Linked DNA regions of Homo sapiens: region 2 is linked to region 1. A link is a loop called in an ENCODE intact Hi-C map of the cell type or tissue named here. Cell type or tissue: gastrocnemius medialis. All regions are shown on one strand.

What was found. Hi-C counts contacts between places; a loop is a spot of excess contacts. Peaks named below come from ENCODE experiments on the same cell type or tissue, not always from the same donor. Only the 100,000 strongest peaks of a DNase experiment are listed, where the experiment ranks them.
Region 2: it touches region 1 in a loop (2.3-fold over the local background); 7 of 110 quality-filtered maps call a loop at or near these places.

The regions. Positions count from the first base shown.
Region 1 is chr15:97,518,183-97,526,182 of GRCh38, forward strand. It overlaps LINC02254 (long intergenic non-protein coding RNA 2254), which reads right to left and starts at 3,629. Exons shown (of 5, transcript NR_120324.1): 1 at 3,399-3,629. In gastrocnemius medialis, no CTCF peak of the experiment used is centred here; DNase peaks (open chromatin) are centred at 3,879 and 7,889; H3K4me3 peaks cover 1,694 bases; H3K27ac peaks cover 2,376 bases.
Region 2 is chr15:97,458,985-97,466,984 of GRCh38, forward strand. The region is part of intron 2 of LINC02254 (long intergenic non-protein coding RNA 2254); the gene reads right to left. Among named protein-coding and RNA genes, the nearest start is that of LINC02254, 59 kb to the right of the region's middle. In gastrocnemius medialis, no CTCF peak of the experiment used is centred here; no DNase peak of the experiment used is centred here.

The sequences.
Region 1 (8,000 bases):
GTCATTACATGAACATTCATATATATATATATATATATATATATATATATATACACTCATATATATATATACTCATATATATACATATATTCATATACATACATATATTCATATATATACTCATATATATATATACATATATACTCATATATATATACATATATATGTATCAACCAGAGCTAAAACTCTATAGATATATGGACCAGTTATAGCTCTGAATATGTGCACATTACCCATGGGATTCCATGACATTTTGTGCAGATTGCAAGGTGCACATGCCCTGTGGATGCCTGTCATATGCATGAATTATGAACAGAAATCATACTTTATGTCATCCAACTTTATACCTACAAAACCTAGCATTGTGATATTGGCTCCCGACAGCCCCTCCTACATTGGAAGCTTCTGAAGGACAAAGATCACATTCCTTGTGTGAATATATGACAAAATAACACCTTCATTTGGAAGGAGAAGGAGACTTATTATTGGGAATGAGAAGGAATTTGAGGATGACAGCAGTAGTGGTCCATTTACAATTTTGGCACATGCAGGTTTAACTCAGAATTCACCTTAAGAAGTTAAACACATTCCTATAAGCTTGCAGTGATATCTTTGACTTCACAAAGTCTTACACATTAGAGCTGTGAAAGTCTGGTTTCTGCTGGAAGCTCATAACAGCAGGGACATGCAGTGCTCCCCACTGTTTCTACTGCAACTCCACCCAGGATTCACTCTCCCACCCTGTGGTACTTATATTATCCTCTGACAGGTGAGGCCCACAGCTGTGACTAGACACAATGACCAGAGCTGGTTAGGTCAAGTGTGAACAAGCAACTGCAGCTGAGGCATCGGCTGGTCGGAAACCTATTGCCTGCCAGGCCTAAAATAAAACTATGAGCTGGTCAATTATATCAGTGGGAGTGGGGAATAGATGGGTTGGAGGAATAATGGCAGGTGGCAGAAAGAAACTGGGTTATAAAGTTCAGGATCATGTGCAGAAGTTCACTTTGGACAGGATGCAATAACTAACTGATGAAAACTTTTAATGCCTCAAAGACAAGTTTATGGTCACTTGTGTGGCAGTCTAATTAGATGCTTCTAGTTCATGGGTAGCTTTCCTCCATCAGTGGCTCAGGGACCCAGGATCCTTCCCGTTTGTGGCTGTACTATCCCCGAGCGCATTTGTGGCTTGGCCATCCACTAGCATGAGGGTTCCACTTCTTACAAACCTGGGCTCTGAAGCTGCTACTTCTTTTCAGATACCATTGACCAAAACACATCATGGGACCACCCTTCATAGCAAGGCAAGCCTGGAAATTAGTAGGGCTGCCTGTGTGGAAAGACAGATTTTTGGTGACCTGCTACAGGAACAAGCCAAGTCACGTTCAAGGCCCAGCTTTATGAGGGACATAAAGAGATGGCCGCGTTGCTCAGGGAAGAAAAGAGAGGAAAAGTCCTAAGAGAGACCATGAACCTGTCTTGATTCCACTTACTTCACTGTTGTTTTCTTAAAATCCTCACAGTATTTTTTACTATATGCCACTCTTTAATTGAGCTAGCATGAGTAAGTCTTAACCATACATTTTATAAATCTATTGGCATAATCTGCATTCTTCCTGAATGTTCAAACTAGAATTGAGAAAATTGAAAATCGAGACCAGGATGCTGTTGAAACATGAATTCTTTCCATGATCCCCTCAGTAGAATTTAGTGAAATGAAAGGATAGCTTCCATCACGTTATGTTTAATTCTTCCTCGATTTCATTTATCTTTTTACTTAAAACTAGTATTTTCCAACAACTACTTCCCTTAGAATCTCTGTAAGCTACAGAAATGTTAGCAGCTTACTTTGGTCATATCATGGGCCAATGCAGCAGCGCTGTCTCATGATTGTGAGCCTAATTTAACTAAAAATAGCAAGGGAAATGCTGAATTCTGAAGCATTTCTGTCGTTCCCTATAGCTGAATGGGAACGTTTTCACTCAAAGAACAGCTCCTCTTGCCTTATTGCAGCATGGAGGACTCAATCACATTTTCCCTTGAGGCTGACAACAATTAAAAACTAGCTGCCATAAGACAGTATTCACAGATATTCACAACAAACACAAATTGGTGCTTTTCATTGAGACAGGCAGTGTATGCCACACAGACAGCAGGACTCAAGGACAACCATCTCTTTCAATGTCCAGCATCTTTGAAATGAGCTTGGCTGTTAATAAGACTAATGCCTTCAGTGTTACTCAGTTTCATTCTTTACAGCTTTTATTTTCTCTTTAAAGACCCTACCAGTCAGTTGGGCCTCTTGATCAGTTGGGTAGAAGTTGGGAGATATACATTGTTTGGGAGGAGATCATAATTTAAGCAAAAAGCCTCCGAGGAATGAAATGCCACGTCTTTCCATTTGCAAGCATTCCCACCAGGCTCTCTTTTGGAGAACTTCCCTTCCCTTCACCTCCCCCATTTTACTATAACATTGCGTCAGATATTTAGAAATGTTTTGTTTTAATACCAAGTGACTTTCTTTTTTTTCTATATCTGTTTTCTAACCAATCTGATACTTCAAGGCAACAAATAAGAAACGGCTTTGTTATTGAATTGGGAACAAAAGGTACAGTGGAGAAGCATATTAAAATGTTCAGAAAATCCTAAACTGAAATCTGTTTACTAAAGCCACCAGCTGTCACTTCCTCTCCTGGCTGTCGTGCACTACCTATCTGGAACTGTCGCCTTGCACTCATTGCCCTGACCCTACTGTATATCCGCTCTGATGTTTTCTTAGAAAAACAAGTTTACCCCCTTCCCTCTCAATTACATCTAAATGTACTCTAAATGTGCTGTCATTCTCAATTGCATTCAATGTTCTTTTCAATTTTAAAATGGATGTTTATAAGAAGTAGCATGACAATCTATTTAAGAATAAAAGTCAAAGAATTAAACTAAATGACCACAATAGGAATCATCAATGTGGAACTGAGAATGTTGACTTGAGTACCTAGAGTTCAATCATAAATTAAAAATCGTTAAAATGTGGTGTTTGGGGTTACAAACTCTGTTTCAAATTACAAGTAGCTGTGCCTGGCATGTTAGGATTGTTTTCTGATCTTAATGAATGCTAAAGTTGAGATTTTTCAGAAGGATAAAAAGTCTTTTTAGGAAACCATTACGGATCCTCGTATTTCAGTGACCCCATCCACCCACTCCCCGCTTTGCTTCAATGTTGGCAACATCTGACACCCTTTTCGGCATGTTCAGGAGAGAAGCCAAGGATTAAACCGGCCATGAAAACTCTTTTCCTTCTCAACTCACCGCTGGGAAGCGAGTGTATTCTGTAAATTCCTGTATCTGGCCAGGAGGGCTTAGGGGATAGGGTGGGCCGCTCAGAGCTGAGACGTACTCACACTGTGGATAGATAGACGTCCGTCTCCAAAACCGCCAACTTTGCTTCTTCCACTACCGCTTGGCTCCCTGTAGTCAATCTGCATGTGATTCCTATTAAAATCCTGTTTCCTTAAAGCAACAAGGGTTTCAGCCTAGAGAATAAGATATCTGACCTCTGGAGCCCATGAGCTATCACTGCTACATATATTCACTGAATCAACTATCAGCACGCAGGCCCTATCAGCAAAGGAGAGAAATGTGCAAACTTCTTGCAGCATTAATCAAACCTGAAACGTTATTTTTAAGGTGTCACGAAATCCACGTTGACTGACTGGTCCTTTTAATCTTAATTTTGAACAGTTGCTACTCCAATTAAATTCTACCACCTAGCATTTTCAAACAGCTCCTGGTTGTTTCCACAAACTCCGTTAATGGACAGCTGTTTCTGACAGCTCCCTGATTTGCCAGTGCTGTGTTGGCTGCCGGCACAGGAGGCCCGTTCTGTATTCTGCTGCTGGCACCGGGGGATATGCAAATGAACACATGAATCAGTTGTCACCACCACAGACACTGTGCAGGGAGACGATCAGAATGTGTGGGGAGCTTAGTTGGCTGCAAGTGAGGGGAAAAGAAGGGGGGTAGGAAAGCTTCGGTTTCTTGAAGTGAGTTTTCTTTTCTTTTTCTTTTTTGAAGTGTCTCCAGTTTATTTTCACTTTGTGGCATTCATTAGATTTCAGTTCAGGAAAGTGCAATCTGTTCCTCGCCAATCACCAACAGAAACCCTGAAAGTTTGGGAATGATAGAAACATTTCAGGTAAACACCATTAGAACTTTGGTAGCACAAGCAGAATATTATAGGCACTTCCGTTTTTCAAATATTTCCCCATCCGAAGCGGGTGAGGGAACGATGGGGACAAAACAAAACTTTTGTTCCCCGTACGGATGTGCTCGAGAACACTTGGCTTGGGTTCCAAAGCCTGGTCATAAGTGCTCTGAATTATTTCCAGCAAGTAATGCCGAACTGCTCCACCCGCCAAGCTGAATGCTCATACACATGGTGTGAATGCGTTACATGAAGAACAGAGTGAGTGAGCCCCAGCCCCGGGGGCTTCCGTCCCGTCCCTCAGACCTAGCCGACATACGAAACAATGGAGAAACGTTGTTGCTCTTGTGTTATTTAGGATTCAGTCAGGGAAGTAGTTCCACTAAGAGTGACACAGACTGTGGGGATTATGATGGGCTGCATCTTATGTAATTGTGGGATGTGGTGAGGCTCCAGTCACTGTAGGTCAGCAGGACCTGTGGCTGGGAAGAAAAGCTGGACAGAAAGTGGTGACCGCAAGGACAAGTTGAAATCCGTGAGGACATACTGGAACCCGTAGAGACAAATGGGAACCTGTGAGCACAAATTGGTACTGTTTCTGTCTCTCACTGCCTGCAAGTTTGATGGCATGGGTGATCTGAAGAAGGAGTGACACCTTAGGCCACATTTCTGAACAGGACTTGGCCTAAGACTTGAAGAGACAGGAGGAGCTGGAGGAGAGGGGGTCCAAGTGGCTGCCCTTCCCAGCAAGAAGAGCCAGTGGGTCAGTGACAATATGCCCCAGCTCTGGTGAGGCTGGGAGCCCTACTCCAACTCTCTGAACCTTAGGACGACTGTTTTACTTCACCTGCCCAGTCATTTACAAATTCCTCTGCAGGCAACCTTCATTCAAACCATAACAGGAAGGCAATTCTGGAAATCATATTTCCAGCTCTGCTAGGTTGACCCTTAAAAATCACCACAGCTGTATACCCAGTTCCACTTTGCCTTGAGAATCCAACATGACATTGTCTACTGTGGGTTCCATACATCAGTGGTAGTACCAATCACATTACCTGGAACATGGACAAAGAAGACAGGGAGAGCTAGAGTTAGGCATGGAGTCAAGTGATGGAATTACAAGATGGCCTGGAGTGAAATATGGTTAAAAATGTACCACTGTTCAGGGATCAAGGAGCAAATCAGTATCACATATTGGTTTTATTGAAATACTGTTAGAAGTCCTACAAGATGGGGAAAGCTAACCAGGGCCAGGTTTAGCACAGGTACAAAGAATGAGAAAGATAAAATATGATCTCGATTACACCTGGCTAACACATATTATCTGGGACTTTATGTGTCTTCTATCTAAAGAGAAATGAATACAGACTTCATTTCTAAGTTGGTTTCACATTGGTATGTCTAAGCTGATTTAAAATTGCAAATGTTTGAGAATACCTTTGTATAAGGGATACCTCAGACATGATTTAACAAGAGAGCAACAGCCAGAAGAAATCCTATGCTGTCATCAGAGTTAATTCAAAACATTTGTGGGTCTTATGTTGCTACTCATTATCAGGAGAATGATTATAATTTCCCTTAAATCTAAAATAGGTTTAGAGTTCATAGCAGTTAATTTTCACTTATGTTTTGGATCAAGACACCCAAATTTAATATTATTTAATCATAAAATTAACCAAAGGGTGATTGATCCTAATGGCTTTCTGGAAACACACACAGACACACACACACATACACACCCACACCACACAAACTACACAAATACACACACTAATATACATAAATATATATACACAGAGAAACTATAAGTGCAATTCCTGTTCACCAGAGCCAGCCTCACCCTCTGCTTCCAGCCCAATAGGCTTGTTGCTCCCGAAGCGTTCTTATTTATAGATATCTCTCTATACCTACACACACAAATATACGCATAAATGTATAGAACCATATATACACATAGATACTTGTGTGTATATATTTTTTCTTTATAGCAGAGAATTTTTCCATATTCATTCTCTTGTAATTATATTGAACACCTTCCCATATCAATAATAACGAAAATATCTCATTCTTTAGATGTATTTCACTTTCTCTTTACCATAATGTATTTAACCATTCCTTTATTGATGGGCACTTAGGTTACTCCCCTACCCGCCTTGTAAAAAATAACGGTTCCTCCAAAAAGATTCCTGGTGGCATCTATTCTCTTTTGTTTGGTCTTTTATAACTCATGTGTTGGATTCCAGGGCATGAGAGAAAACCTACGTCCTTTCACTCACCTGGCGAGTGAAGAGAACATTAACTTGTATGCTTCTCTCATTCCATAAATGTTTGGGCTATTTGCTTCTTTCTTCTCACTCAGATCGAGATTATATGATGAAGATAACAGCCGGCCTTCATACACTTGGCCCACTGCTGAGCCCACTGCACCTGAGGGAGCCAATGATTATTTTTCTTCAGCTCTATATGGCATTGTCAAAACAGTTTTCTGAGTTTCAAAAATACATTAGAAATTTGCTTCATGGCCATAATAAAATTTATTTATTTTGAAAGAGTTAATTAGATTCATTGCTTGATGTGAACCTAATGATCAGTATAGTTCCACAGTGAAGATTCTTAGCTCTTTCCAGGTTTATAAGAAATGCTATTTTGTATTTCTCACATCTAGATTATTTGCATAAGCATCACTTTATGATAAAGGGTTCATTTCTCCTGGACAGAATACTCCTTCCTAAGAAATATCTCATAAAACAAGATGAAAGCAAATATTTTGCAGCCATTAGTCTGTTGTTTTCTTCATTGGAGGGATTGTGTAGATTTGCACTTAGTCTCTTAGTCAATTCGCAATCAATGCTAACAGCAGAATCACTTGTTTCTCTTCAACAAGACATCCTTCAGCTTTAGTATGTTGTGTCCTGATCATGCTCTTCATAAAAGGACTCAGACTTCAAATTCATAGGTGGCTTAGCATAATCCAGCCTATGGACCAGGTGCTTCTGCCTGGGAAACTATATAACATGTGTCAGATATGTTCTATTACTAACTACCACTGTCCCCTTGAAAAATTTACTTCTTGTTGAAATCCATGGACTAGTGAACATAAAAATACGGTAGCCATCCCATCATTGCCGGTAACGCTTTTATAAAAAAAAGCCCATCAGATCTCAAGAATGGAACTTTAATTAGAGTGACCTTCTCCTATCCCTTACCTTTATCTCATATTTTCATAACTCATTGTAATTCTGGAATGATGGAATTCACTACATCAGTGTTGTTAATGTTTGTCTGTGTCCCACTGTAGATTGTAAGCTACTTGCCTATCATCTGTAGCCTAGGCAATGATGAAGGAAATGAAGAAAGGATGGAAAAAAGGAAAGAAGAAGGGATAGAAGGAGGAAAAAAAGAAAGAGAAGGGGAAAAGGATAGAAGAAGGAAACACCTTTATAGCAGCATGCTGTGGAAAATTACAACTTGAATAAAATCAAATGAGATAATGATATATTTGAATGTACCAATCATTCTACCAACATGCAAACTATTAATACTATGCAGTCTATGCCAAGTGCAATGCTTCAAAAAAAGGCATGACTCATAGGACTGGATGGTTCATAATATTTAAAAATAGGAGTATTTCATCAGTATACCTGGTGTTCTCTTGAAGAGAGCTGATGGGCATGACTGATCTTTGGTAAGCAGCCTCAGAGTCACCCAACTAGAGAGCTCATCTCTAATCCAGCCCCTAACCTGGTGCCTGCAGCTAGCCAGTTTTCAGTAAATATTGGGGAATAAATGCTTAGGTCAA
Region 2 (8,000 bases), 59 kb before region 1:
GGGAAAAGTTGCAGATATGTAAAGACGAGAGAGACCTTAGAGGTCATCACTTGAACTTTTCCTTTTACAGATGAGAAACTCAAGACTCAACAACATGTTGGAACAAGGAGGGTCTAAAGATTTAATTAAAATTGTGGAAATTTATAAATGTGATTTTCAATAGTGAAAAGCAAACGTCTGATAAGACATGACTCATGAAGCAACAAATCTGCAACAAGATCAAATGCTGTTTTTAAAGTTTCAATTGAATTTGATCTGCCTAACTCATAGAAAGGTGACTCTTTCAGAGAAATGATGACTTTAAGGTAATTTCTCTCCATTTCAGGGCTACTAGAAGACTTTTTGTTTTGTTTTGTCAAAACCACTACCAGACTCAAGAGGCAAACTGGAAGTAGATAAAATAGAAATAGAGCAACAAGACGTGTGTGTGTGTGTGTGTGTGTGTGTGTGTGTGTGTGTGTGTGTGTATCCCCATAACATAAAATTATATCTGGAATTTTTTGTGATATTACAAAGATTCAGATTACACTCTAAAATCTTCTATTGTCTTTGTCCTCTACCTCAGGTCTCAAGGTATAATATACAAACTAATTCAAATTTAAAAGCAGAGGCAGTGTGATATAATGGAATGGCCCTTGATTCTAATCCCAAATTAGATTTTGGGTTTGAGTTTTAGATCAGCTTTAATAGGCAAGACTCTCAATGTCCACCAGCCTCAGTTTTTTCAGCTGTAAAGTGAAGATAAAAATATCTGCTTTGCTTACCTTCCTTGGGCCATTGGAGTGTCTCCAATGAAATAATGTATGTGAAAGTGATGAGGAACTATTCACATTCTACAGATATGTTAGGGCTTATGAAAATTGCTAGGAGATTGGTCTGATGAGAGGGCTTTGGGTCCATGCAAACAACATGAAATTGCAGCCAGGACGCAGAAGGCAGTCCCTTCTCCTCAGCCATGGGAAGCAGCTGCTCACACTCTCCAGTTTGGAATGCACAGGCTTAGGAAGCAAGATTTTAACAGACTGTTTGGCACTGAGTAGAATTCTCCCAAAGACCTGGCAGGGGAGTTAGTTTAAGTAATAGTATGTCAACTACTCATCAAGACAAATACTAATGGAAGGTTTCCACAAATTAGGTTTTGCTTGTGTAATGGTAGGAAGACAACAAGTGTGTCTTCTGAATTTAATTTACAGGTCTGCTGTGCCTTTCAGAAGCACAAAGATCATGCCTCCTCTTTTCTGAGTCCGTGCACCTGTACACAGACCTGAAAATCTCCTTCAACCCTTAAGGCATTTTGCTCAGGTAGGACCCTATTAAAAGCAAAAAAAAAAAAAAAAAAAAAAAAAATCACAAAAACACTCAAATGTCATTCCACATCATAATCAAATCAAATTCAAAGTGTTACATTCCAGTGTCACATTTGATGTTTATTCATTTTTATTTTGTGAGACAGCACCTTGCTATGCTGTCCAGGCTGGGCTTCTACTCCTGGGCTCTAATGATCCACCTGCCTCAGCCTCCTGAGTTTCTGGAAATACAATGATACCCTTGTTTAGGCACATTATTTCATATTTGTATTCATTTCTATTCATCTTTAAATCCCTCAGGACCTCCCCATGGCAATTAGTAGGCACATAAAATGCATTAAATAAAACTACAAGTAACTAAATTCATTTTTTTACATAGTAAATATTCAGTACCCTTAATGGATCAGGCACAGGATGAGTTCAGGAAGAACCCATCTTACATTTAATAATTGTATTAATTGTGTAAAGACTGAGATTCAAATGTACCTTCAATGTAATATTTCAGTTCATCTTTTGCAAAGCCTCAGCTTCTTGTGGAAAAGTAATTTTCAAGAACAGCCAGTGTATTGCAAAAAAAAAGAGGAGGGCGGGATGTTACGATTCTGGACTTGCTATTACAAAACCTGAGAATATAGCGTGGTAACCTAGCTCAGCAGGGAAACACCTGTTCTGTCACCCAGAAGGAAAACATACCTCTTTTAACTCACAATCCATATACATTCCTGGGGAGAGGGAGGAGGGGGAAGACTTGGCTCACAGTGATCAAATGGAGCCTATTGAATACCTCCACCATCTAGTAATTGTTCTTGTCTAGGCACTTATGCTTAAATAGAATTTTAGGACCCTAAATAGGTGGATGATATGTGTGGTAATGTTTTTGTGAGAGGAAGTATCAATGTTATTTATAAAATCAGCTGAGTGCCTTAGAGGTTTGACCATATATACTTCATGCTAAAAAAACTTAATTTGGAAAGGAAATTTCTTGTACCTACCAGTGAATTACACAATTTATCTAAATAAAAGCATCTTATGAATCTTTGGTTCAGCAATGTAGAGTTGGCATTGAAAAGTTTCCATGAGAATTTGCCAAGAACCTATAAATAAACATTAAACACGAGATGTCTTATGTAACCACAATCCTCAGGGCAGATTCCTTTTAAATATAAGTGCACAGCTGGAGTTCAACAGATACCACATCTTAAGAGGGTTTTGCCATAACTTGTAAGTTTAAAAAATTAACTACTTACTTTTATAAATCTTTCTGCTAGTAGATACATTTCTGTGTACAACCCATAGACTAGTTAAAAGTTTCAGATTTAGACAGGAACATGACTTAGGAAGAGAGCTCACAGATTCAAAACAATTCAGTGCTTCTGTATACTTCTTTATATGTTTCAGAGTAATTTCGTATGCATTATCACAAGCCAGTTTTCACAATAAACCTTCAAGTCGGGAGTTTCCACAAGAAGTTTAGGCTTTGCAAAGGATGTGCTGGGAAGTTACACAGAGAGTACATTTGAATCTCAGTCTTTACACAACTAATACATTTATTAAATGGAAGGTGGATTCTTCTGAATTCATCCCATTCCTGATACATTAAGAGCACTGAATATTTACATTTTTGTTCCCAGATAATAAACCTACAGCAGTAAATGGACAGATACTTGTGTCAGGTCAGATGTAGTCTTTTGGCTTTAAAATTACTGCTTTCTTAAAATACCATAGTGCTAAGCTATGCCCATGTGAACAGAGGTTTGGATTAAAAAGATCTGTCTCCTTAACTGCTCTGATATTCTGGCACTCCCCTTTAATTCTGACAATTCAAACATGACTAGTATTCTCAATTTGGAGTTTAGTTTTTCCTTTTGTGGAAGCAGATTAGCTTGACTTGTGAGTCTTTAAAAATTGTTATTAACATATGTAATATTTACTAGAAAGACATCATCACTAGCAGTTTCAGGAAGTAGAGGACGTGCTCATCCTGACTCTGCTGCTGAATCCACAACACAGACAGAGTCCTCAGCACTTAACGGTGAACAGTCAATAAACTGTTCTGAAAGAAAGGATGGGAGACTGAATACTGTACATGTTCAAAGCTCAGTGTGGAAAGGACAGTCCTCTGAGCCATCGAGTTTGCTCCTTCAAATCTTGAAGCTTTTCTTCCCTGCTTATTTACAACATTGGCACTGATTCAAGATGGTTTATCAATAAATAATTTGCATTTATCTTATTTGTCTACAGTTGACCAACTGTGTAAATCTTCTCCTCATTGGATGTTTTACTTTTGAGTGGTGATAATTCATTCTCATCAGCCTTCTGATTCTTCTAATGTTTTACAGCTACCCACATATGTGGAAAAAGACACAAGGTACTTTAGTAGACTGAACTATCCCTGATGAGTTTCCCAGGTCACATTCAAAGTAGCACATTACTTTCACTAGCCATATCCTAGTTTCTCACACTGAAATGTGAATTGCAAAAAGTGAAACACTGGGAAGGAATATTATCATCGTTTTATTCTTCAGGAGTCAATGCTGCTGCTTTAAAGGAGTGCACTATTTGAAGCACCATTTTATCATTATGAGGTTACATGTTACTTGGCTGCCTTTTAAAGATGCATTTTTAATAAATCTATTGCTTTGATTTGTGTTTCTGTTAATCACAAGATGCAATCCATTTTTCTAAGAATAATGCTAAAGTATCCTTTGTATCACCCCCGATCCACCTCTCCTCAACCACCAATCACCACTGTTCCCTCAAGAGAAGAAACCACTGTCACCAATGCAGTCTGTGTATCCTTCAAGCCTTTTGCTATTGGTATGTAATCATAGAAATGAACTGAAACAAATATGTATTATTGTTTTGTGTGTGGGTTTTATCTTTAATTTTTTTTAGCTTAAAAATGACTTGGTGATTTTGTCTGTGATAGTACCTATGGTGCAGCCTCCTTCTTCATAACATTTAATGGTATGAACATGCCGTCTATGCCATATAACCTACTGCTACTGATAAACATTGACCTTGATATAAGTTCTTCTCATTATTACCAATAATGCTGCAAGGAATGCTCATGGACATCATCTTTAAGGCTGTCAATTTAGCAAATAAAATATTGTATAGGACTTATTTATAATACAAAATTATTATTTATCTGAAATCTACATTTAATTGGCACTCCATTCTTTATCTAGAGAACCTACTCCTTATGCAGATGAATGAGTGTACTGTATAGTATATAGAGAGGAACTGAATGGCTAGGAAGAAGAGACTGGGTACTTTTTCCTTAATTTTGAAAGTTTTTGCCTTTTGTCTGCCTAGATTGTAACACCAATGTAAACTTTGTTGTACTTTTCCAAGCCTCATGAGTTGAATGCTAATTAAATTTATTTTAATTGGATGTTAGTGATATATATTACTAATATTATATATAACACATACATATCAAAAAAGCATGCACATTCTAAGTGGACAACTTGATTACCGTTCACAAACTAAACGCACCTGCGTAACCAACAAGCAGATGAAAAACTGGACTCTTGCCAAAATTCCACCTGATTTCCTATTTCAATCACTAACAACCATCCACTCCCCACCCCATCACACGCACACACCAAAGGGCAACCAGTATATTGACTTTCTAACAGCTTAGATGACTTTGATGGCTTTGTTCTTTGTGTACATGGAATCATACCATATGTAATCTTATGTGTCTGTCTTTTTTTCTGCTCAACATTTTGTTCATGAGAGTCACTGATATGCATAGTTTTCAATAACTCCTTTTATCATTTCTGTACAGTATTCATCTAACTTTGATCTTTCTGTTTTTGTAAAAAAGACATACAAAATCCTATAACTTTTCTTAAGTACTACTTTGGTCCCTTTCCACTAGCCTGTGTCAGGTAATGTTCTCATTTTTTTTTTTCTAAATCAATTCTAAATTATGTTTAAGTGGTGTCTTTAATCCATTAATTATTTAGAATTGAATTTTTTAAGTATTCATTCTAGATCATCTTTTTTTCTTTTTGTCAATAGATATCTAATTTTTATTGGTGGATTGTTCCTTTCATCCATTCAAAATATTACTACTGTACCCTTTAGATATCTTGAATTTTAATTTTTTCAGAGGCAAATATCATTAGTCGTTTTATGCTATTTTGCTTTTTTTGTATGTGTTTTCTTTTGCCTTACATTGTTTAGATGTATAAAGAATAGTTGTTTGGTGTATAGCTGGATTTTATTACTCAATTTCTGTTTCTACACAGGTGAATTTAGCTCATTCTCTCAATTAAAAAACACTAATTAGGAAATATTTTATTTCTATTTTAGCAGCCACTCAGAAAGTTAAGAAACAAATATATTTTTCACAAATTTTATAGTTAATCTAGACAAATTTTTTCCATCAATCAAGACTGTCCGCCCAATTATATATACTGAATTCGTACTTCTACTCACTCTACCCTATTGCTGCTCTCTGTCTTTTCATGCTAGATTATTACCTCTTTCCCCAAAATCAACATTTATTTATACTTAGAGTTCTTCAATATTCAATGCTTCAAAAATCATATCTTCTTCTGAGTTCCATTTAACATCTTATTGATTATATCTTCCAGTACTTCTTTCAGACAGGGTCTATAGATATATTGCTTATGAATGTCCATATCCCTGGTATTATTTTATTTTACTATGCACTCATATTTGATAAATATCTTGGCAGGACATAGAATAATAAGTTCCAAGTTAGGTTTATTAAGGACTCTGATAATATTTATCCATTCTTTTCTTGCATTTAGTGATTTAATTGCTGATTAAAGTCTAATGTCGAGAGAATTCTTGTTCACTTTAAGACACTTTGATTACCTTTGCATGTTGTTTTTCTGAATTTTTTTTAATTTATCTTCTCCTCCTTCTTGATTAGTGTTCTAAAATTGCATCTAAATGTATTCAGGTCCATGAACATTTTTGTTTGTTTAGAATCAAATTGTTTTTTCGTTCTGCTTGATACTAGATGTCTGTTCTCAAACTTGGGATTCATGTATTATTTCTGTTCTGGATCAACTTTTCTATCATTATTTTACCATTCCCTTACTTTAATTTTCTCTAGATTCCCTTTCTCCAATTCCTATGAGATAGATGTCAGAAATAGGAACTGTCCCCCATAACTCTTGTATTTTGTATTTTGCATCTTTTTAAAAGTTTTGCTTGCTGCTTCTTAGAATTACTTTAGCTCCATCTTGTAACTATACATTAACCCTGAAATTAATTGCCCTTTATATCAATGTTTACATTTTAATCTCTAAAATCTATTGTTGTGCTTTCCTTTTTTTTTTTTTTTTTTTTTTGTGAGATGGAGTTTCGTTCTTTTTGTCCAGGCTGGAATGCAATGGCACCATCTTGGCTCACTGCAACCTCTGCCTCTTGGGTTTAAGTGATTCTCTTGCCTCAGCCTCCCAAGTAGCTGGGATTACAGGCACGCCCCACCACACCTGGCTAATTTTGTATTTTTAGTAGAGACGGGGTTTCTCCATGTTGGCAGGCTGGTTTTGAACTCCCGACCTCAGGTGATCCACTCACCTTAGCCTCCCAAAGTGCTGGGATTACAGGCGTGAGCCACCGCACCCAGCCTATTGTTGTGCTTTTATAGGTACCAATATCATCTCATATGTCTTGATGCATTAGTACTCTAAGAGTTATTTCCTCTGCTTTCGACAACTCTGCTCTTTTATTGCCAGTTCTACCAGTTGTCAATCTCCTTCTCTTTCCTGCATTTGTGATTTAAAACAAAATAAAACAAAACAAATCTTTGATCTTCTGTTTTATTCTTTTTTCCCCGTTTTTGAAGGTGGTGTGTAAGCAGCGCAGACCTTGCTGCACTATTTCATTGCAAATTAATGATTCTGGTTCTATGATAACTCTATCACTGTTTGATGATCGTATAGTTTCAAGAACTAAGACCTGGTATGTAAAATATCCACATTTGAATGATTATCCTATCCACTAAATAGATTCCACGTTTTCACTTTTCAAAAATAATGTTAAAGATGTTCTTCCTCATCTGTAACTGTCATTTTTCTTGCTGCAATTTAAAGTCTTTTATTCTTATTGGGATTGGATACGAACAGTCTTTTCCCATTTTTGAATTAGAAGTCCTTTGACAGGGCCAGGCACCATGGCTCACGCCTGTAATCCCAGCACTTTGGGAGGCCGAGACAGGTGGATCACCTGAGGTCAGGAGTTGCAGACCAGCCTGACCAACATATTTCAACACTGTCTCTACTAAATATACAAAAATCAGCCGGCATGTTGGCAGGCACCTATAATCCCAGCTACTTGGGAGGCTGAGACAGAAGAATCACTTGAACACAGGAGACGGAGGTTGCAGTGGACTGAGATCGCGCCATTGCACTCCAGTCTGGGCAACAAGAGTGAAACTCTGTCAAAGAAAGAAAGGAAAGGAAGGGAAGGGAAGGGAAGAGGAGGGCAGGGGAGGAGAGGGGGGGAGAAGAAAGAAAGAGAGAGAGGGAGAGAGAAAGAGAAAGAAAGAAAGAAAGAGAGAGAGAAAGAAAGAAAGAAAGGAAGGAAGAAAAGAAAGAAAGAGAGAAAGAGTGAAAGAAAGAAAGGAAAGAGAGAGAGAGAAAGAAAGAAAGAAAGAAAGAAAGAAAGAAAGAAAGAAAGAAAGAAAGAAAAAGAAAGGGA